Linked DNA regions of Homo sapiens: region 1 is linked to region 2. Evidence: read pairs that join two places in POLR2A ChIA-PET (ENCODE). Cell type or tissue: GM12878. All regions are shown on one strand. Links, peaks and the distances in the headings refer to the core of each region. The heading gives the core; the rest is flanking DNA. Region 1 holds the start of TM2D1 (TM2 domain containing 1). Region 2 overlaps PATJ (PATJ crumbs cell polarity complex component).

Region 1 (10,328 bases), core at 46-8,045, 55 kb before region 2:
GTTAATGATAAATGGGCAACACATTGGCTAGATCGTTATTACTTGTCTTCCCCCTAGGAAGAGTTGGCAAACATTTCCAGGGTAAGAGACTATCCATCTTTGTATTACTAGTGTCTAGAACGGGGCCTGGCATACTTCAGGATCTACATGTTTTACTGAACAAGTAAGCACACTGATAAAAAAGAAAAAAAAAGTGGATCAGAAGAGGAAGCGCCAATGACTAGTAAAATCATAAGGAAATCACAAAGGGTGGCCTCTGGCCCTCCCATCTCCACAACTCTGTTCACCTTCAGGGATCCTTCAGTCATTAGAAGCCACAGATCAGATTATCGTTTTCACTCAGTACAGCCCTAGCCAGTCCTGACGGCAGCGACCCACCTGCGACCCCAACTCTACCTCGCCTCCATGGGGGGGTGTTCTCCACAGAGGATATTGTCCCACTTTGAGGTCCTCGCACTTAAGCGACTCCTCGCCCCCGGCGGAGGTGGCAACAGCCCCCCAGGGTCCTGTAGTGACTGAGACGAACCACAGGACACCAACGAGTCTGGCCGTCACGGCCTCCGGAGCAGACGGACCAGACGGCCAGGCGGCCGCCATCTTGGAGACCGACACTTTCTCGCCACTTCCGCTTCCGCCTCCGCCCAGGAGCGGGAGGGAGAAGGGCAACAGGGCGAGGTTCTTAAAGGGACCTCGCATAGGATAGAGGCCAGTTCCGTCTCTTCGCGTGTTCTTCTGCCCGTGAGCCCGTGGAATCACATTGGGAGACCCTTTTAAAATATGCATGTACCCAGTCCCTCGAGGCGAATTTTCCCCCACGAACCCTTGGAAGGAGCTAAGGTTAATCTTTGAGTGCTGGAGGAAGGAAACGAGTGGTTTAGGCAATCAGGTGCTTCACCCGCTTCTCATTCCCGCGCCCTTAGCTGAGGCTTCTCGGTCCTCTGAAAGTGCCAGCGGCGTCAGAGGTTGGAATCAATGCTTTCCTGACATCATCGCAGTTAGCCCTGATAGGTTTTGGGTTTACAGATAAGGAACAAGGCTCAAAGACGCTGAAACACACTGACCTTAATCACTAAGTGACTCAGTCGGAATGAAATTGATGTTTGCCAGATTTCAGATCTATGCTCTTACTAATTGACATAATGTCCTCCTGTAACTTTAGAGAAGGATTTTGGAAGGCTGCCACGAACAGAACTTAAAAACTGTGAGAGACATTACGCCTTTTAAAAAAAAAAAGTGACAATTTAGGTGGGGGATAATTTGGGGGGTGGAAACTGTAACAAGAGGAAACCAAATAGTTTATGATTAAGTGAAAAGTTGAAGATTTTTTTTCCTCCATCTGTTGTTTTTAAATTTCTATATGTTCTAAAAGTTCTGTGGTGGGGAACTTTAACAGTGAGGAAAAAATGTTTTCGTAAAGTTAAGTTTAATCTTTTTTTTGTCTAACAATATAAAAATTTGAACTTGAGTGGTGCTTCTTCATCCATACTTTAGCACTAACTTTGGTGGTTCTCAAACTTTGAATAGCATCTGAATCACCTGTAGTAGTTATTAAAACAGAATGATAGAACCGGCACTCAGAGTTTCTGATACAAAAGATGTAGGGAGGGACTGGATAATTTCCATTTCTAGGAGATCCCAAGGGATGTGGGTGTTGCTAGTCCAGGGACCCCCACTTTGAGAACACTGGTATAATGTTTTACGAGAAGTAAATTTTTTTTTTTAAGATGGAATCTCTCTCTGCCACCCAGGCTGGAGTACAGTGGCAGAATCTCAGCTCACTGCAACCTCTGCCTTCTGGTTCAAGTGATTCGCCTGCCTCAACCTCCTGAGTAGCTGGGACTGCACGCGTGCGCCACCACGCTCAGCTAATTTTTGTATTTTTAGTAAAGACAGGGTTTCACCATTTTGGCCAGGCTGGTCTCGAACTCCTGGCCTAAGTGATCTGCCCGCCTCTGCCTCCTAAAGTGCTGGGATTTCAGGTGTGAGGCCACACTGTGCCTGGCCTCATTTTGGAATATATATTCTGGAAGACATACAACTATTTGAAGTAATATTTAAACATAAACTACGTTTTTAAATTTTCTTTTTTTGAGGTGGAGTTTCACTGTTGTTGCCCAGGCTGGACTGCAATGGCATGATCTCGGCTCACTGCAACCTCCGCCTCCCAGGTTCAAGCTATTCTCCTGTCTCAGCATCCGGAAAGGCTGGGATTACGGCGCCCACTACCAGCCCAGCTAATTTTTGTATTTTTAGTAGAGACGAGGTTTCACCATGTTGAGCAGGCTGGTCTCGAACTCATGACTTAAGGTGATCCACCCGCCTCTGCCTCCCAAAGTGCTGGGATTACAGGCGCGAGCCACGGCGCCTGGCCCTAAAATTTTCATAATAAAACAACTTTGTAGCATTACTATGCTTTATTCATTCATTCATTTAGAGACAGAAATGGAGTTGAGACGGGAGTTTTGCTCTTGTTGCCCAGGCTGGAGTGCAATGGCACGATTCTCGCTTACTGCAAACTCCACTTCCCAGGTTCAAGCTATTCTCCTACCTCAGCCTCCTGAGTAGCTGGAATTACAGCCATGAGTCACCACGCCTGGCTAATTTTGTATTTTTAGTAGAGACGGGGTTTCTCCATGTTGATCAGGCTAGTCTCCAACTTCCGACCTCAGGTGATCCACCCGTCTGAGCCTCCCAAAGGTCTGGGATTACAGGCATGAACCACCACGCCCCGCTGCTATTTTTTGAGATGGAGTCTCGCTCTGTCATCCAGGCTGGAGTGCAGTGGCACGATCTTGGCTCACTGCAACCTCTGCCTCCCGGGGTCAAGCAATTCTCCTGCCTCAGCCTCCTGAGTAGCTGGGATTACAGGCGCACGCCACCACGCGCAGCTAATTTTTGTATTTTTTAGTAGAGACAGGATTTCACCATGTTGGTCAGGCTAGTCTCGAACTCCTGACCTCGTGATCCGCCCGCCTTGGCTTCCCAAAGTGCTGGAATACAGGCGTGAGCCACCGCGCCCCGCCGCTATTTTTAATTTAAGACATTTATACATAATATTTATGCTTTAAATCAGGTTTAAATGATTTAAGTGAAAAATTTAGTAGTTCAGTTATAAACTTCCTATTCTAAATGGACTTCTTCCTTCTCTCTTTTTTCTTCCTTCGTTTTTCCTTTCTTTCCTTTTTTTCCGTCCTCCCTCTCCCTCCAAAAAGGAAAAAAAAATTGTTTTTAATTGAGCATTTACTATGTACTCAGCATGAAGCTAGACCCTAGACTCAAAAATTTAGACAAAAACCCTGCAGGTAAGCACTTCCTGTTTGGTAAGGGAAAATACAAACAGTTAAATACTATTTGATAAGTGTTTGATAATTGTTACATTAGAAGCACATACTAGCTACTGTAGTAGGACAATGGGTTTGCTTAAGATATTCCTCCTGTGCCTGGCGTGGTGGCTCAAGCCTGTAATCCTAGCACTTTGGAAGGCCAAGGAAGGCAGATGGCTTGAACAAAAAAAAGAAAAGAAAAAGAAACATTTAAAAAAGATTCTCCCAAAATAGTAGTTGAAACGCTATATTTTTGTAGGATACATGACTGCTTAAAAAGGTATAGCCTAGGGCTGGGCGCAGTGGCTCACACTTGTATTCCCAGCACTTTGGGAAACCAAGGTGGGCGGATCGTGATGTCAGGAGATCAAGACCATCCTGGCTAACACGGTGAAACCCTGACTCTGCTAAAAATACAAACAATTAGCCCGGCGTGGTGGGACGCGCCTATAGTCCCAGCTACTCCAGAGGCTGAGGTAGGAGAATCACTTGAACCCGGGAGGCGGAGGTTGCAGTGTATAGCCTAGAAAACGAACCTTTAAACTTTTACTTAGGCCAGGCGTGGTCACTCAGCCTGTAATCCCAGCACTTTGGGAGGCCGAGGCAGGCAGATAACCTGAGGTCAGGAGATCAAGACCATCCTGGCTAACGTGGTGAAACTCTGTCTCTACTAAAACAAAAATTAGCCCTGCGTGGAGAGGGCGCCTGTAGTCCCAGCTACTCTGGAGGCTGAGGCAGGAGAATCGCTTGAACCCGGGAGGCAGAGGTTGCTGTGAACCCAGGTCTGCCATTGCACTCCAGCCTGGGTAACGAGCTAAATTCCGTCTCAAAAAAACAGATAAAAAAACAAAAAAACCTTGAATTTAAAAAACAAAAACCGGCCGGGTGCAGTGGCTCATGTCTGTAATCCTAGCACTTTGGGAGGCCGAGGTGAGTGGATCACAACGTCAGGAGTTCGAGACCAGCCTGGCCAATATGGTGAAACCCCGTCTGGAGTAAAAAAAAAAAAAAGTGCAAAAATTAGCTGGGCATGGTGGTGGGCGCCTGTAGTCCCAGCTACTCGGGACGCTGAGGCAGGAGAATCGCTTGAACCCAGGAGGCAGAGGTTGCAGTGAGCCGAGATCATGCCACTGCACTCCAGCCTGGGCGACGGAGCGAGACTCCGTCTCAAAAACAAGCAAACAACAACAAAGACAAAAAAAAAAAAACACAAAAACCAAACAGAAAAGCTAATCAAATGTACAATATACAGCTCAACACCATCCCTCAGCCCTATTCTGAGATGAAATTTATGACATGGTTACGAGGCAAGGATTAGGTAAAATCTGGCCAGGCACGGTATCTCACGCCTGTAATCCCAGCACTTTGGGAGGCTGAGGCAGGCGGATCACCTGAGGCCAGGAGATAGAGACCAGCCTGAGCAACATGGAGAAACCCCGTCTCTACTAAAAATTCAAAAATTAGCCAGGCATGATGGAGCGTGCCTGTAGCCCCGGCTACTCAGGAGGCTGCGGCAGGAGAATTGTTGAACCCGGTAGGTGGAGGTTGCGGTGAGCCAAGATCACACCATTGCACTCCAGCCTGGGCAACAAGAGCAAAACTCTTCTCAAAAAAAAAAAAAAAAATCTGTCAAAGGCAAAATTACAACAAATTCAGTTATATATCTAATTAACTTTTAGTCACAATTCAAGGAGTGGGGCAGCCTTCATTCTATACACTAGAAAGAAAACTCCCGCTGGGCAATAATAAAACACTGGGTTTTGTAAGGTGGGAACAAAGAAACAGCAACAGAAAAATTCGCGGTTGGAGGCTGGGCATGGTGGCTCCCCAACACTTCGGGAGCCCAATGTGGAAGGATCACTTGAGTCCAGGAGTTTGAGTTCTAAGACCAGCCTGGACAGCATAGACTCCATCTCTACAAAAAGCAAAAAATTGCCTGGGCATGCCTCTAGTCCTAGCTACTAAAGAGGCTGAGCCTGGAGAATCAGGTGAGCCCAGGAGTTCAAGGCTGCAGTGAGCCATGATTGTGCCACTGCACTCCAGGCTGGGCAATAGCACAAGTCCCTGTCTCCAAAAAAAAAGTGGGGAGGAGGAGGGAGAGGAGGAGGAGAAAAAAGAAAAAGAAGGGGTTTGTAGGGTTTTTTGTAAGGGTTAAAGCAGAGGGGACTTCCTTGTTATGGAGACTCAAGTAGACTGGAATCTCCTGCTTTCAGGAAAAATTGGTCTGTTTGGGGATCTATCTGCTTCCTTAAACCTTCAGTTGAGCATGTGGCTTTTAGCATGAGTGAATCCATTTTGGTTTGATCTGGTATTTGGGGGCCTAGTGCAGGAGCTCAGTTTGAAACAATGGCCTCCCATAATTTTTGTTTAAGAAATCCAAGACTAAGGATCAGAATATCTGTTACACATATTACCTGGTAATAAAAGACAGTAACTTTGCATTTTGACTACCATTTTGATGCTTTTAGAATGTTCTGGTTTGGAATCTATAAAGAACTTAAACAAATTTACAAGAAAAAAAACAACTCCATCAAAAAGTGGGCCAAGAGTATGAACAGACATTTCTTAAAAGAAGATATTTATGTGGCCAACAAACATATGAAAAAAAGCTCATCATCACCGGTCATTAGAGAAATGCAAATCAAAACCACAGTGAAATACCATCTCACGCCAGTTAGAATGGCGATCATTAAAAAGTCCGGAAACAAAAGATGCTGGAGAGGATGTGGAGAAATAGGAGTGCTTTTACACTGTTGGTGGGAGTGTAAATTAGTTCAACCATTGTGGAAGACAGAGTGGCGATTCCTCAAAGATCTAGAAACAGAAATACTATTTGACCCAGCAATCCCGTTACTGGGTATATACCCAAAGCATTATAAATCATTCTACTGTAAAGACACATGCACACATATGTTTATTGTGGCACTTTTCACAATAGCAAAGACTTGGAACCAACCCAAATGCCCATCAATGATAGACTAGATGAAGAAAATGTGACACATATACACCATGGAATACTATGCAGCCTTAAAAAAGGATGAGTTCATGTCATTTGCAGGGACATAGGTGAAGCTGGAAACCATCATTCTCAGCAAACTAACACTGGAACAGAAAACCAAACACTGCATGTTCTCACTCACAAGTGGGAGTTGAACAATGAGAACACATGGACACAGGGAGGGGAACATTACACACTGGGGCTGTCAGGGGGTGGGGGGCTAGGGGAGGGAGCGCATTAGGAGAAATACTTAATGTAGATGACAGGTTGATGGGTGCAGCAAACCACCATGGCACGTGTATACCTATGTAACAAACCTGCACGTTCTGCACATATATCCCAGAACTTAAAGTACAATAATTTTTAAAAATGTGATTGGCGCTTGAACCCGGGAGGTGGAGGTTGCAGTGAGCAGAGATTGTGCCACTGCACTCTGGCCTGGGTGACAGAGCGAGCCTCCGTCTCAAAAACAAACAAATGAACAAACAAAAATGTGATTGATAACATAGTGAGTGCTCTTTAAATATTTGTTGACTACATAAAATTTGCTATGTGATACTTACAAAAGGCATATCCAGTAAAAAATGACACAAAGTATAAAAATGAAGAGATGAATTCATTTACCAGTTAGTAAATGATAATAAAAATAAACGCATGCAATGAAATTGTAAGATGAAAAAAAAAAGAATGTTCTGGTTTGTAGAGCCTAGAATTCTGGAGAAAAAAATTAAATTATTTAAAGTTTTTAAAAATTAAAATATTCTGGTTTGATTTTTTTTTTTTAATTTGAGGCAAGGTCTCACTCTATCATCCAGGCTGGAGTGTGGTGGTACCATCATAGCTCACTGCAGCCTTGATATCCCAGGCTCAAGCCACCCTCCGCCTAAGCCTCCTGAGTAGCTGGGACTAGAGGCCTGTGTCACCACGCTTGGCTAATTTTTCACTTTTTGTAGAGATGAGGTCTCTCTATGTTGTCCAGGTTGGTCTCAACTTCCTGGGCTCAAGCAATCCTCCTGCCTCAGCGTCTCAAAGTACTAGGATTACAGGCATGAGCCACCATGCCCAGCAGTGATTTTAAAAGTACAATCTAATAAAGAAAGTTGGGGTTAAAGGATACAACTTTCTAGTTTGAGTTTATTGATATTATGACAAAATTAGATGTTTTTCTGCTGACTGCAAGAATATTGCTGATCTTTGTATTTGTCATTTTCCACATAGATTTTGATTTAACTCTTTGAAAATGCTTACTCTGCTGGTTTGTTGTTGTTGTTGTTGTTTTGACGGAGTTTCACTCTTGTCACCCAGGCTGGAGTGCAATGGTGTGATCTCGGCTCACTGCAACCTCCGCCTCCCGGGTTCAAGTGATTCTCCTGCCTCAGCCTCTCGAGTAGCTGGGATTACAGGCACCCACCACCACTCCCAGCTAATTTTTGTGTTTTGGGTTCTCCATGTTGGCCAGGCTGCTCTCCAACTCCTGACCTCAGGCGATCCACTCGCCTTGGCCTCCCAAAGTGCTGGCACTGTGCCCAGCCCTCTTTACTGATTAATCCCATTATATATGATTATATTTATACTCTTCTACAGTATGTAAAACTAAAAAGAACAAGAATGTTTCCCCATGAAAGTAAAGAAACGACACAAAATTTTTGACTCTTGAACTGATGATATGTTGAAAAAAAACAAAAAAACACAAAAAAACTGTCGCTTCTTACTGCCCCTTAATCTATTTTCTCATGGCTCAGTAAAATATATTACTTTATTTCTTTGCAAACACAGTCTCTGATCACATGATCAATGCATCTTCTAAATTTAGTAAGAACTTAAATCTCAATCTTTACAATGCCTAATTTCTTTGTCACATAAAAATTCTATAGAATTGTATAGAAAGCAAAGGACATAAATAGTACAAACCAAGGTGGAAATTGTTGTGCAGAAACATAAGGAAAAAGGATTACAAGTGAAGCCTGAAACGTAGCTTCCTGTGGGATTCAAGGCCTCTTACCTTGGATCTTTATACATTGGATCTTCTCATTCTTAAGGTTTTCACATGCAACTGATTACATTAACAGATAGTTCTGCACTGTAGCAAAACTTTCTGAGGGAACCAACCTAACTTCTGTTTTCACAGTTAGGACAGAAACGTTAAGTAAAAGATTCTTCCTCTCAAATTTTTTTTTTTTTTTTTTTGAGACAGAGTCTTACTCTGTCACCCAGGCTGGAGTGCAGTGGTGCGATATGGGCTCACTGCAACCTCCACCTGCCAGGTTCAAGCAATTCTCCCTGCCTCAGCCTCCCAAGTAGCTAGGATTACAGGCACCTGCCACCGCACCCAGCTAATTTTTTTTTTTTGTTTGTTTGTTTGTTTTTTTGAGACAGAGTCTCACTCTGTCGCCCAGGCTGGAGTGCAGTGTCATGGTCTCGGCTCACTGCAACCTCCGCCCTCCGAGTTTAAGTGATTCTCCTGCCTCAGCCTCCTGAGTAGCTGGGATTACAGGTGCCTGCCACCGCGCCTGGCTAATTTTTTTTTTTTTTTTTTTTTTTTACCATCTTGGCCAGGCTGGTCTTGAACTCCTGACCTCGTGATCCACCCGCCTTGGCCTCCCAAAGTGCTGGGATTACAGGTGTGAGCCACCATGCCTGGCCAAACCTTTCTTTTTTATTTGACTGTGATGTGCTTGATGTGCTGTGGCTGTGATCTTTTTCTCTGGTGATAAATTTGTAAGTTTAGGGCTCTGCTAGATCTTTATTATACCCTTCTGCACAACATTTGAAATTTGACTCCCCAGTATTTGTGATTGTGTCCTCCCTCCGGTGCGCTAATCTAACTTAACTGCCTACCATCAAAAATTAAATTAACTTTGATTCATCACTTAATAAGGCCTTTATATGCCAAGTACATTTTATCTTGAATGTCAAATGGAGGACCTAAAACTGACTTATCAAAGTCCTGCTTCTCAAAAAAAAAAAAAAAAAAAGGACAAAACAAAATAAATTGGCTTTTCTCAATTTCACAACCAATGTCCCTTTTATCAGATTCAAAACTTGGAATCATATTTACCCTTCAGTTTTCCCCTTGTTCTCCTTTAATACCTTTAATCAGTAAACAACTGATATCTGTAAGTGTTCCTTCTTTTATTTAATCACACGTTTTTCACTCTATTTCAGGCATTCATCATTTCCTGTATACCTTGCTATAGTGACCTCTTAGTTCCTCTATTTTATTCTAGGCCCTTTCCCCAACTTTGTCAATCCATTTTGCACACTTCTTCCAGATGAATATTTTATTTTTTAAAATAACCTGTACCTTTTTAATATTTTAAAATTTTTCTTGAGACAGTGTGTTGCTCTCTCACCCAGGCTGAAGTACAGTGATGCCAATGCAGCTCACTGTAGCCTTGTCCTCCTGGGCTCAAGTAATCCTCCTGCCTCAGCCTTCTGAGTAGCTGAAACTCCTATACCATCTTCAAAATTGTATTCAAAATCCTATTCAAAAAATTTTGGTGGTTCTTTAATTTCTTAGAGATGAAAGATAAACTCTTATAACCTAAGGTTCTTTGTGGTGTTTTCAAGTCCTCCGTCTGCTGTGGCCTCACTTTATTTACTACTAGTTTTGGCTTTCTCCTTGAGGTCACCAGTATCTGTCATACTTGTTCCCATGTATGTGCTGCTTCATTTATTGAGTACTTTCTTTTCTTTCTTTCTTTCTTTTTTTTTTTTGAGTCGGAGTTTTGCTCTCATCACCCTGGCTGGAGTGCAATGGTGTGATCACCTCCGTCTCCCAGGTTGAAGCGATTCTCCTGCCCCAGCCTCCTAAATAGCTGGGATTACAGGCGCCCTCCACCACACCCAGCTAATTTTTGTATTTTTAGTAGGGACAGGGTTACACCATGTTGGCCAGGCTGGTCTCAAACTCCTGACCTCAGGTGATCCACCCATCTTGGCCTCCCAAAGTTCTGGGATTACAGGCGTAAGCCACTGCACCCGGCCTTATTGAGTACTTTCTATGT
Region 2 (12,570 bases), core at 2,772-10,771:
TTTTTGTATTTTTAGTAGAGACGGGGTTTCACCGTGTTAGCTATGATGGTCTCGATCTCCTGACCTCGTGATCCGCCCGCCTTAGCCTCCCAAAGTGCTGGGATTACAGGCGTGAGCCACCGCACCCAGCCAAATCTGCTACTTTTTTATGTGGAACACATTTTTATTTTTATAAAAATAAGTGCAGAAAAATTATGTTTATCCAGACTTGGGTATTTGGAAGATGTTTTCTTGAGAATGGATGATGTGAACCTGTTATTTCAAGGAAAACAACTGACACTGTTTGTTAGCAACAATAAAATTTGAGCTTAAGCAAAAAATTAGAATTTTGGAAAATTTGTATTTTACCATAAGCATGACATTTCCCTAATACTTAAAAGCTTTTCTAAGGCTGGGCGTGGTGGCTCATGCCTGTAATCCCAGCACTTTGGGAAGCCAAGGTGGGAGGCTCTCTTGAGCCCAGGAGTTCGATACCAGCCTGTGCAATATGGCAAAACCCTGTCTCTACAAAAGACACAAAAGTTAGCTGGGCATGGTGCTACTTGGGAGGCTGAGGTGGGAGGAGGTAGAGGCTGCTTTGAGCCGAGATTGTGGCACTGAACTCCATCCAGCCTGGGCGACAGAGTAAGACCCTGTCTCAAGAAAAAAAATAAAAACAAAAGAAAAGAAAGGCATTTCTGATTAGATTGTTGATTGATATTAACCAATATGATTGTCTTGATATTATATGATGAAATATGTCGGTATTTGGAAGGTCTGCATAACTGTGAATGGATATTCTATTTTCTTCCTTTTTTCTTTCTTTCTTTCTTTTTTTTTTTTTTTTTTTTTTTTAGCATAGTCTTGCTCTTTTGCCTAGGCTAGAGTGCAGTGGCGTGATCCTATCTCACTGCAGCCTCGACCTCCCAGGCTCAAGCAGTCCTCCTACCTCAGTCTCCCGAGTAGTTGGTACTACAGGCATGTACCACCATGCTAGGCTAATTTATTTTTATTTTTATTTTTTTGAGACAGGGTCTCACTCTGTCACCCAGGCTGGAGTGCAGTGGTGCTATCTTGGCTGACTGCAGCCTCTGCCTCTGGGGCTCAAGTGATCCCCCCACCTCAGCTTCTGGGGGAGCTGAGACTACAGACCCAGGCCACCATGCCTAGCTAGTTTTTCTATTTTTTGTAGAGGTGGGGTTTCACCATGTTGCCCAGGCTGATTTCAAATTCCTGAGCTCAAGTGATCCTCCCGCCTTGGCCTCCCAAAGTGCTGGAATTACAGGTGTGAGCCATTGCACCCGCCTGGCCTTATTTTTATTTTTTGTAGAGACAGTCTCGCTTTGTTTCCCAGGCTGGTCTCAAACTCCTGGCCTGAAGCGATCTTCCTGCTTAGGCCTTCCAAAGTGCTGGGATTATAGGTGTGAGCCACCATACCCAGCCTCAATATTTTCTGAAGACCAATATGTGATATGACAAAATAATATGTAGCTAAAAGATCCTTTCAAAAATCAAGATAGATCAGTGGATTTTAATAAAATAGTGTCTGAAAGTTTGTTGATATGGTTCCAGATTCTACATTGTAACTGTATAAGAAACCACCACTTGCCAAGTTTTGGTGTGTTATCAAAGAATAGGCTGAAAGGACTATTATAATACCCCTCCCCTTTCCAACTATATATCTGATTGAGGCCAGATATTCTTCATATACATCATCCAAAACAGTATATTGTAACATACTGAATGCAGAAGCAGATGAGTCCAGCTGTTTTAAGCCAGATATTAAAGAGATTTGTAAAAATATTAAACAGTCCCACTCTTACTAATATATATATATATAGAGAGAGAGATGGAGTCTTGCTCTGTTGCCCAGGCTGGAGTGCAGTGGTGCAGTCTTGGCTCACCACAACCTCTGCCTCCCAGGTTCAAGCGATTCTCCTACCTCAGGCTCCCAAGTAGCTGGGACTACAGGCATGTGCCACCATGCCTGGCTAATTTTTACATTTTTAATAGAGATGGGGTTTCACTATGTTGGCCAGGCTGGTCTGGAACTCCTGACCTTATGATCCATCTGCCTCGGCCTCCCAAAGTGCTAGGATTACAGGTGTGAGCCATCAAGCCTGGCGAATATTTTTTGTTTTGGAAAATATAGCTCTTTTAAAAATATAATGACATAATATACATAAATGATAAAAATTAACATACTAAATATTAAATATTTTAAAAATTCCTCAGTACCAATTTTTGCATATGTATACATTTGTGGATTCATCTTTACCAGATTTCTCCAGAGAAACAGAACCAATAGGACATGCGTGTGATTACTTTAAAAAAGATATTATTTTAAAAAATTGGCTCATGCCATGGTGGGGGCTGGCAAGTCCAAAATACGTAGGGAAGGCCAGGAGGCTGGAAACCCAGACAAGTGTTGATGTTGTAGTCTTGTGTTTGAGATCTATAGGGCAGGCCGGCAGAATGTCTGAGGAAGCTCTGTTACATTCTTGAGGCAGAATTTCTTCTCTAGGAAAGCTCAGTTTTTGCTTGTGAATTCTTCAACTGATTGGATGAGGCTCACCTACATCATTGAGGGTAATTTTCCTTTACTTAAAGTCAACTGTTTGTATATGCTAATCACATTTACAAAATACCTTTGCAGCAACATCTAGATTAGTGTTTGACCAAAACAGTCAGCACCACAGCCCAGATGACACATGTAATTTAACTGTTATACCATCATTACCACAATCAAGATAATGAGCGTATTCATTACCCCCAGCAGATTCCCGTACTACTTTGTAATTCCTATCCCTCCATCCTTAATAATTTTTAAGAATGTAAAGGAGTTCTGTCTTTATCCATTTAGTGTTGCTATAAGGAAATATCTGAGGATGGGTAATTTAAAATAGGTTTATTTAGCTTACAGCTCTGCTGGCTGGAAAATTGGGCATCTGGGGAAAACCTCAGGCTGCTTCCATGGTGGAAGGTGAAGGAGAGCCAGTGTGTGCAGAGATCACGTGGGCAGCGAGGAAGTGGTGGGTGGGGGGCAACTCTCTTTTTAACAATCAGAGTGAGAACTCACTGCACTAAGTAAACGCACTGCAGAGAACTCAGAGCAAGAACTCACTGCACCAAGCCATTCATGAGGGATTCACCCCCATGACCCAAACACCTCCCACTGGGCCCCACCTCAAACAATGGGGATGAGATTTCAACATGAGGTTTGGGGGGGACAAACATCCAAACTGTAGCAAGTTCTGAGACCAGAATGTTTGAGAATGTTCATTTTATAGACCTTTAAAACACATCTGTGGCTGGGTGCAGTGGCTCATGCCTGTAATCCCAACACTTTGGGAGGCCGAGCTGGGTGGATCACTTGAGGTCAGGAGTTCGAGACCAGCCTGGCCAACATGGTGAAACCCCGTCGCTACTAAAAATACAAAAAATTAGCCAGGTGTGGAGGTGCATGCCCATAATCCCAGCTACTCAGGAGGCTGAGGCATGAGAATTGCTTGAACCTGGGAGGCAGAGGTTGCAGTGAGCCAAGATCACGCCACAGCACTGCAGCCTGGGCGACAGAGCAAGACTCTTTCTCAAAACAAACAAACAAACAAAAACCACACACATCTGTGGCACAACACAATATTCTTTAAGGATTCTTAAAAAAAATTTTTATAACCTGGAAATAATAAAATATTGCAGAAAATTTTGGGATGCCTTTCTTTGTATTCCCTCCCTCCTCCTGCCTCTGCCTTAGCAATTTTAATAGGTTTGTTTGTTGGAGTGGCATTTTTTTTTTTCCAAAATGCAAAGTGGAGTGGTTATTGTGAACAACAAAGGGTCAAGTAAATTTAAACAAAATCCAATAGGTTTCTTTACTGTAAGAATTTTCTGAGCTTTTAAAATACTAACATGCTTTATGAATTTTCACAAGAATAAGATGTGCAGAGTTTCCCAGATTAATCCCATTGAGGCATTGTTGGAAAAAGCCCAAGTCTGATTTTCGCCCTTTACTGGAAGGGATCGTCACTATTTCAGATCATCAAAGAGGAGGTAGAGGGTATGCTTGTCATAGGGTCATAAGTGCTCAAAGAGAAGGAAGTACTTACGCCAGACATTGTTATCTGCTTAATGTACATTATTCTCATGTAACCTTCAAAATACTCTTAGAAGTTTTATTCCCAAATTATAGATATGGAAACCATTAAGAAATTGCCCTAGGTTACAGCAGCTAGGTGAGCCACAAAGTCAGGATTGAGCCCGTACCTGTTTGATTCTGAAGTCTGAGCTTTGTTGTTTGAATTTATCCAAAGTTAATCCTAGTGTTTTCCTTTTCCTGATATACACCTGTGCACAATTGTTCACATCCATCAACAGGGAGTAGCCAGCTCTAGGAACAAGAGAGCTATTATCTCTTCTAGGGCATATGGTAAGGCCTAGCCATAGGGGACAGAGCACTATTCACTTCTCCTTTCCTCTCATGTCAGCTGATGGCAGATAAAATCTCTTCAGCCTTCTTGCTATAACCAACTTATCTCCTTCCTCAGCCTGGCCCCATTTGTTGCTTATTACCAGTCAATGTTATGCTTTCTATAACTCATGAAATGACTTAAGCTGCAGCACCCTCAGGCCCTAGGCTATGGCACAAGATGTGGTATACACCCTCCCTATTATCTACCTTTGGAGAAATTCTCAGCACACCTACATCCAAATTAGCCTCTGAAAGGAAAGAGCATAGGATTATAGTGTGTGAGCTTTAGAATCAGACAGATGAAGGCTTGAATTCTGGATCCACCTCTCACCCTGGGCAATTGACTTCTTGGCTTAATTCTATGTTTCTAAAATAGTCCCCAAGACCACTAGATTTGATGACTTGCTAGGAGGTTTCATAGGACTCAGCATACAGTTACACCCACAGCTATATTTATTACAGTGAAAGAATACAAAGCAAAATCAACATGGAAAAGGTGCATGAGGTGGAGACTGGAGGAAACCAGGCACAAGCTTCCACGAGTCCGCTCCCCATGGAGTCATATAGGACAGACACACTTAAGTCTTCCAGTGGTGAATTATGACCACACATCTGAAATGTCTGCCATGGAAGCCCATCAGAGACTCTGCACAGGGTTGTTACTGGATGCTGGTCACATAGGCACACACTGTGTAGCATATACCGAAGTCCTAGACTTGCAGAAGAATGCAGGTGTTCAGGAGAGACTACACTTTAGGCACCTAGAGCCATTTTTACCAGGGAATGGTGAGAACCCTCACAGAATCTAAGCTCCCAGGTGTTAGCCAAGGGCTAACCTTGTGAGAAGGCCTTTCCAAGGAAAGTAGTCTTAGGCCTGCCATTAATGCTTTTTTTTATTTTTTGGCAGGAGATAATTTTGCTTGCCTTAAATAAGAGGCTGTGTGAAAATTCAATGTTAATCAATGTAACATGCTTAGCACAATGCCTCTTAGTTCCCAAAATGCTTATAACCCACTGGGAGAGAAATGTATTCTCATTTTGCTTAAGAAGGATCTGAGACTTAGGGAGGATGAACAACTGACCTTTGGCCATACACTTTGTCCAAAGTAGAGCTAAGATTTGAACTTGGGTGCATCTGACTCCAAAGCCCTTACCTGTCTTTCTGTTGTGTCCTGCTGCTAATGATGTAAAAGAAATGAAGTAGAAAATAGCATTTATTTATTTTAAAAAATTGATTTATAGGAATCTTTTAAGAAACATTTGTTGAGATCTAGTTACAATGTCCAATCAGTTAATATAATCAGGCCAATTCCATGGATAGAGAAATTCTATGATATTAAAAGGGTAGCTAAAAGGCCTATCTCCCTGTAAGCCTCAGAGCCTCTCCAAAATTCACAGTGCTTGAAACACTCACCTTGAGAACATTCTATCAGTTGTGGCAAGAGTTAAACATTTTTTTGGGAGGTACTTTTTGTTTTGTTTTGTGTGACATTGATAACAGGCAGTGTAAAACCCTTGAAGTGCAGAAACCTCTTTCATGTGGTCTGGCGAAGTTCTAGGGCGGTCAGGTATACCGGAATACCTCGTTGTCTTCAGAACACAGCCTATTTAAAGGTTGTCATAAATGATTGACATTTTGGTATGAAACAGTTATAATATGAGTCTACTGACTACCCAGTAACCTAATACTAGGAAGGAATGGAACCAAGCAAGGGTTTGAGGGTGGATGTGAACTTTGAGAGACTTTCAGTGTAGAGTAAGGAAGGCCCAGCTTGAGGTCACTAAATGGTTGGTTAGTCCCAAGCAATTTTGCTTTGAGTGATTATATAAACAGATATTTTCTTTATCTATAAAAATCAGTTAATGAGTGCTCTGGGAATTTGAGTAGGATAGGATAGTTTCTTTAATTCCTTTAGGGAAACAGTGTATTTTATTTTGTAAAGTTACCCTTTTCTATCAATGGCATGTTGCCTTTTGATTGAAGACCAATAATAAAACTGGCCTGGAATCAAACATAGTTATGATTTCATTGTCTGAGTTGTGGAAGTATTTGGTGCCTTTTTTTTTCCTTTCTTTTCTTTTCTTTTTTTTTTTTTTTTTTAAATAGAGACAGAGTCTTGCTCTGTCACTTTGGCTAGAGTGCAGTGGTGCGATCCTAGCTCACTGCAGCCTCCAACTCCTGACTTCAAGCAGTCCTCCCAAAGTGCTGGGATTACAGGCATGAGCCATGGTACCTGGATTCATTTTTTAGTTTTTGAAGAAACAAATTTGATTTCTTCTTTTGTAGCTCAGGTCTGAATTCCTATAGGTTTAAAATTTTTTTTTTAAATTATCATCCACAACAGCATATCAGAGAAGTTAAAATGCAAAGTAATGTGAGTTTTTTTTTAGCCCAGAGTTGCTACTTTTTTTTTTTTTTTTTTCTGAGACAGGGTGTTGCTCTGTTGCTCAGGCTGGAGTGCAGTGGTATGATTTTGGCTCACTGCATCCTCCACCTCCCAGGTTCAAGTCTTGTGCCTCAGCCTCCCATGTAGCTGGGATCACAGGCGCTCACCACCATGCCCAGCTAATTTTTGTGTTTTTAGTAGATATGGGGTTTCACCATGTTGGCCAGGCTGGTTTGGTGATAGAGTGAGACTCCCTCTCAAACAAAAACAAAAACAAAAACTCCTGACCTCAGGTGATCTGCCCACCTCGGCCTCCCAAAGTGCTGGGATTACAGGTGTACATTCACTGTAAGTGTGTGATACCCTGTTGCTTCAGCTGTTTTAATTTTTCTGCCTTTCATACTATCTTTGCCAATATGCATAATTTTTTTCTCTTTTGAAAGAATCTATGGATTAATAAAACTTTTATATGTGAATGTTTGATTAGCACGCTACGTACTTGAATCTTGGCATAGCTATTTATTGGTTTTCATTGATTGATGATTTCTGTTAAAGAACAAAAGGGACTTTATGCCTTTTAGTTTCCTCACACAGAAGACAGGTTATGGACGGAAAATGTTGATCAGAAAATATCAATAAAATGCAGACTGGGGCTGCTGGACTTAGACAAGGTAGCTGTCATTTTGGTGTCTTTCTATCAATCTGACTAATGACTATTTTTGTACTTATGAATTCTTCAGAACACCTGCTTTTCTGTAGCAAGAAAATGTTTGACTTTCAGTGACAGATGCAAATTATCGACATCATTTTAAATTAAGAGTTGAGATAAAATAGAAGAAAAATAATGCCTAGGAAGTGACTAAAAATATACTTTATGATAAAATGCCCTTCTTTGGCCAAGCCAAGTATGAAAACACTTATTAGACATATATATTTTTTAATTTTTTGATCAGTGCATAATTCTGTTGAAGAATAGTTTGATTTACAGAGGCAACTTTACCCTTATTTTTCATCAGCACCACTGACTTTCTCTTAAGTAGTTGCTTATGTTGTTTCAAGTCTGTTGCATGCATGAAAACAGAATATCAGATTATCACTATTAAAGTAGAAATCCAGCAATTCTTCATTCTTTTTTTCATAACAATGTCCTCCTTGCCTCTGTTTCTGTTTTCTAAGTCTTTCCAGATGTTTCTGAATTAAATTGCATTTCCGCTGCACCACTTCTCTACACTTCCAGTCCCTTCTAGTGGCTTCTGCAGCATTTACAACAAAGCACAGAGCTTTGTACGTATTATTTCAATCTAAAGCATTCCTTCATTTAGGTTCCTGTAAAATTGGAGAAAAGGAAGGATGGAGAATAGACTTTTCAGTCTAAGGGTTTTTTAAAAAACTTCTTCCTTCAGATTGTCGTCTTTAGCTTGCGGTGGTGCCACCTGGAACTAGGAATTTGAAGCTCAGAACTGGATTAACCCAGTAGTCATTGCTCTCTTTTCAAGCTTTCTCTCCATGTTGCAGGATATCTATTTTTCATCTTCATTTCATTCAAACTTTTTGAGAGTTATAGGCAGTTTCTTGGAGAATAGGAAAGCAATAAATTTACTATCTACTAGCAGCCTTTGCTTGTAGGAGATTGACTTGCTACAGTAATGTTACTCTGGAGATACTGAAGTATAAGGCAAATAACTGAAATGAGAATAGTCTTCGGTGAGCAACTTGGATTCAGCTTTGGTTCAACCTTTTTATCAGCTTTGTGACCTTGGTCAAGTCAGTCAAACTGTTTGTATCTCAATTTTCTCATTTGAAAGTTGTCCTTCTCTAAGTGAGATGGTACATGAAAGTGATTTTGAACCTGTAAGGTGCTCTGCATGTATAAGTTTAAATGAAGCCAGCTGTGTTAACATTGTGGTATCTTTAATACACTATAATAAAGTGAATTCAGAATTTCTGACTAAACAAATTTAGGAAAAATTTTGTAAAAATTAGCTGTTTCAAAAATTTATCAAAGAAGGGAAATGATGAACACTTTGAACAGATACTCATTTTGATAAATTATTATTTACCTTCTGTGTATGAAATATACATACATATAAAAGAATGTATATAATATCTGTACACATTTTAAATGATAATTAAAACAATAATTATTTGCAAGACCAACTTGGGCAACAGAGTGGGTCTCTATCTCAACAAAACAAAACAATAATTACCAGTGTGTAATACATACCACCTAGCTTAAGAAATATAACATTATGTATCTTTTCTTTCAACTCATCTGGAATCTTGACTTATTTATTTATTTATTTTATTTTTATGAGGTAGAGGCTTGCTCTGTCGCCCAAGCTGGAGTGCAGTGGCGTGATCTTTGCTCACCGCAACCTCCGCCTCCCAGGTTCAAGTGATTCGCATGCCTCAGCCTCCCGAGTAGTTGAGATTACAGGCATGTGCCATCACACCTGGCTAATTTTTGTATTTTTAGTAGAGATGGAGTTTCTCCATGTTGGCCAGGCTGGTCTCGAACTCCTGGCCTCAAGTGATCCACCCACCTTGGCCTCCCAAAGTGCTGGGATTACAGGTGTGAGCCACTGTGCTGGCAGAATCATGACTATAAATACCTCCTATGTGCTAATGACCCGCAAGGTGTTTTGTTGTTGTTGTTGTTTGTTTGTTTGACCTCTCCCCAGCTCCCAAATTTAAATACATAGTCTGGATTTCTCTACTGAACTTCAGGTTTGTGTATCTGGCTGTATACCTGTTACTTCTACTTGAATGTCTAATAGGTATCTAAGACAACAGCTCTGAAACTGAACTCCTGATTTCCACCTCGCCCATCTGTACCTCTGTAGTCTGCATCTCAGTTCATGGCAACTCTATCTTTCTAGTTGCTCAGGCTAAAAACTTGGAGTTTTGACTCCTTTTCCTCCCTCACAGCCCATATAGAAGCTATCTGCAGATCCTATTGACAGTTTATTAAAAATATATCTTGGCCGGGCGCAGTGGCTTATGCCTGTAATCCCAGCACTTTGAGAGGCTGAGGCGGGTGGATCAAGAGGTCAGGAGTTTGAGATCAGCCTGACATGGTGAAACCCCATCTCTACTAAAAATACAAAAATTAGCCGAGCGTGGTGGTGCGCGCCTGTAATCCCAGCTGCTCAGGAGGCTGAGGCAGGAGAATTGCTTGAACCTGGGAGGCGGAGGTTGCAGTGAGCTGAGATCATGCCATTGCACTCCAGCCTGGGCAACAGAGTGAGATTCTGACTCAAAACAAAACAAAACAAAAAACTATCTATCTATCTGTCTATCTATCTAGAATCTCACTTCTGAACACCCCAACTGTGAAACACACCCAAGCTATTGTGGATTATTGCTAAGGCCTCCCAACTTGTATCTTTGCTTCTATTGTTTCCTCTTCTGTAGTTTATTTTAAGCACAGAAGCTTGAATTATGTTGTTAAAGTCAGTCAGGTAATGTCACTCCTCTGTTTCAAAACTCTGCTCGATGCCTTCTCTTCCCAATCATGAAAAGAAGATGCCCTATACTGTCTGACTCCATTAACTCTCCCATCTCTTAGACTACTCTTCTTTTTCCTCATTTTCTTGTAGCCGCACTGGCATCTTTCTATTCCTCAAACATGTCACTGAGGATGTTGGTTGTGAAGTTCCCAGTTTTATGCTGGAGGCTTCTGTTCTGACCTTTCCTTCTTGAGGCCCTGGCCTTTCTGTCCTCTTCCTTGCACACGTGACCATTAACACCCAACTCTAGGCCATTAGGCATGAGCTTATACCCTCAACAAAGGCCTTTTTTAGAATACTGATTACTTTTCTCATTTTGAGCCATTCCTTTGTGTTCTACATGAAATTCCTTTACTCTTGCCATTTCAACCAGTTATTAACAGTATTCCATTTTATTCAGCATTTTAGGTGGCTTCTTTGTCAGCCATTTTGCCAGAGCTGAAAGTCTGATGAATTGTTATTAACCAGTGAAGTTACAGCATTTATTTCTCAAAATAATTTTGTCTTTTTCTTGAAGGATGGAAGACTCCAGACAGGGGACCACATCTTGAAGATTGGTGGCACAAACGTGCAGGGAATGACCAGTGAGCAAGTTGCACAAGTTCTAAGGAACTGTGGGAATTCAGTCAGGATGCTCGTTGCTAGAGATCCAGCTGGTGACATTTCAGTCACCCCCCCTGCCCCTGCAGCCTTACCTGTTGCCCTGCCTACTGTAGCCAGCAAGGGCCCTGGTTCTGTGAGTATACATATCATTCTTTCATCTTAAACCAAAGCCTGGGTGTGACACACTGTAAGATAAGAAATTCTTTCAACTTGAAGCACCACATTGGTGTGAGTTGTGCGCTCACTAGTGAAACAGGAAAAAAAAAACTTATTGGGAGACATTAGACATGTTGGTTTTCTGTTTCACTGTTTCTCAGGGTTAAGTCATTCAGCCTCCCTGAGCGTCAGTGACTTATTTATAAATTGAAGAATAATAATACTTGCCTTGTCTATTTCATTGGGCTGGTGAGGAGACATCCAGGTGGTGGAGGGAAAACTGTAAACACTGGCCGATGTGTGAGAATTATCACTGGTAGCCACAGGCTGGTTAAAGGGAATGGATATCAATAATATTTATTATACTAATTATTTTAATTATGTAATAATAATAGTTATTATTTTAAATTATCAAGCACCTGGAATTGCTCAGGTCATCTGAAATCTTCACAGTAATTCTGCCAGATAGGCCTTATTATACATTTAATAGATGAGGAAAATAAAGTCAAACATCATGTTAAAGACCTTATAGGGAGTAAGTTGCAAAACTGGAATTTGAATTCACATCTTTCTGGTCCATTCCAAACTCCTTCCCATTATCTCAACATGGGCTTTTAATGAAGACATAATAAAGTAAAAGCAAAGAAATAAGTTTTTTGTTTGTTTGTTTGTTTTGTTTTGTTTTGTTTTGTTTTTGAGATGGAGTTTTGCTCTTGTTGCCCAGGCTGGAGTGCAGTGGCACTATCTTGGCTCACTGCAACCTCTGCCTCCCAGATTCAAGCAATTCTCCTGCCTCAGCCTCCTGAGTAGCTGGGATTACAGACATGCACCACCACGCCTGGCTAATTTTGTATTTTTAGTAGAGATGGAGTTTCTCCATGTTGGTCAGGCTGGTCTCGAACTCCCAACCTCAGGTGATCCGCCCACCTCAGTCTCCCAAAGTGCTAGGATTACAGGCGTGAGCCACCATGATGACCAGAAATAGGTTTTGAAGGGAGGGTCCAGGAGGAAGAGGAAAGAAAAGAGAAATGGGCCAGATGCGGTGGCTTACGCCTCTAATGCCAGCACTTTGGGAGGCCAAGGTGGGTGGATCATCTGAGGTCAGGAGTTCAAGACCAGCCTGGCCAAGATGGCAAAACCCAATCTCTACTAAAAATATAAAAATTAGCCAGATGTGGCACACACCTGTAGTCCCAGCTACTTGGGAGGCTAAGGCTGGAGAATCATGTCAACCGAGGAGGCAGAGGTTGCAGTGAGCTGAGATTGCACCACTGCACTCCAGCCTGGCCAACAGGGCAAGACTCTATTAAAAAAATAAATAAATAAATAAAATAAAACAAAACAGACAAAAAAAAACTGAAACAAAAACAAAAGGAAAGAGAAATGATTATGGTGGAAAAGGGTGGAAGGCCACTGATTATCATCACCTGAGATGTCATTCTGTGTATTCTGGGAAGTTGTTGCCTTT

Evidence for each region. Peaks named below come from ENCODE experiments on the same cell type or tissue, not always from the same donor. Only the 100,000 strongest peaks of a DNase experiment are listed, where the experiment ranks them.
Region 1: POLR2A ChIA-PET joins it to region 2 with 7 read pairs; 7 of 35 experiments call an interaction of 5 or more read pairs at or near these places.

What each region holds. Positions count from the first base shown.
Region 1 is chr1:61,724,524-61,734,851 of GRCh38, forward strand. It overlaps TM2D1 (TM2 domain containing 1), which reads right to left and starts at 618. Exons shown (of 7, transcript NM_032027.3): 1 at 434-618. The coding sequence starts at 597. RefSeq lists enhancers at 1-607, 64-1,263, 300-959, 608-1,293. In GM12878, for the core only: no CTCF peak of the experiment used is centred there; a DNase peak (open chromatin) is centred at 788; H3K4me3 peaks cover 1,659 bases; H3K27ac peaks cover 1,256 bases.
Region 2 is chr1:61,776,894-61,789,463 of GRCh38, forward strand. It overlaps PATJ (PATJ crumbs cell polarity complex component), which reads left to right. Exons shown (of 44, transcript NM_001350145.3): 8 at 10,861-11,079. Among named protein-coding and RNA genes, the nearest start is that of PATJ-DT, 40 kb to the left of the region's middle. In GM12878, for the core only: no CTCF peak of the experiment used is centred there; a DNase peak (open chromatin) is centred at 6,018.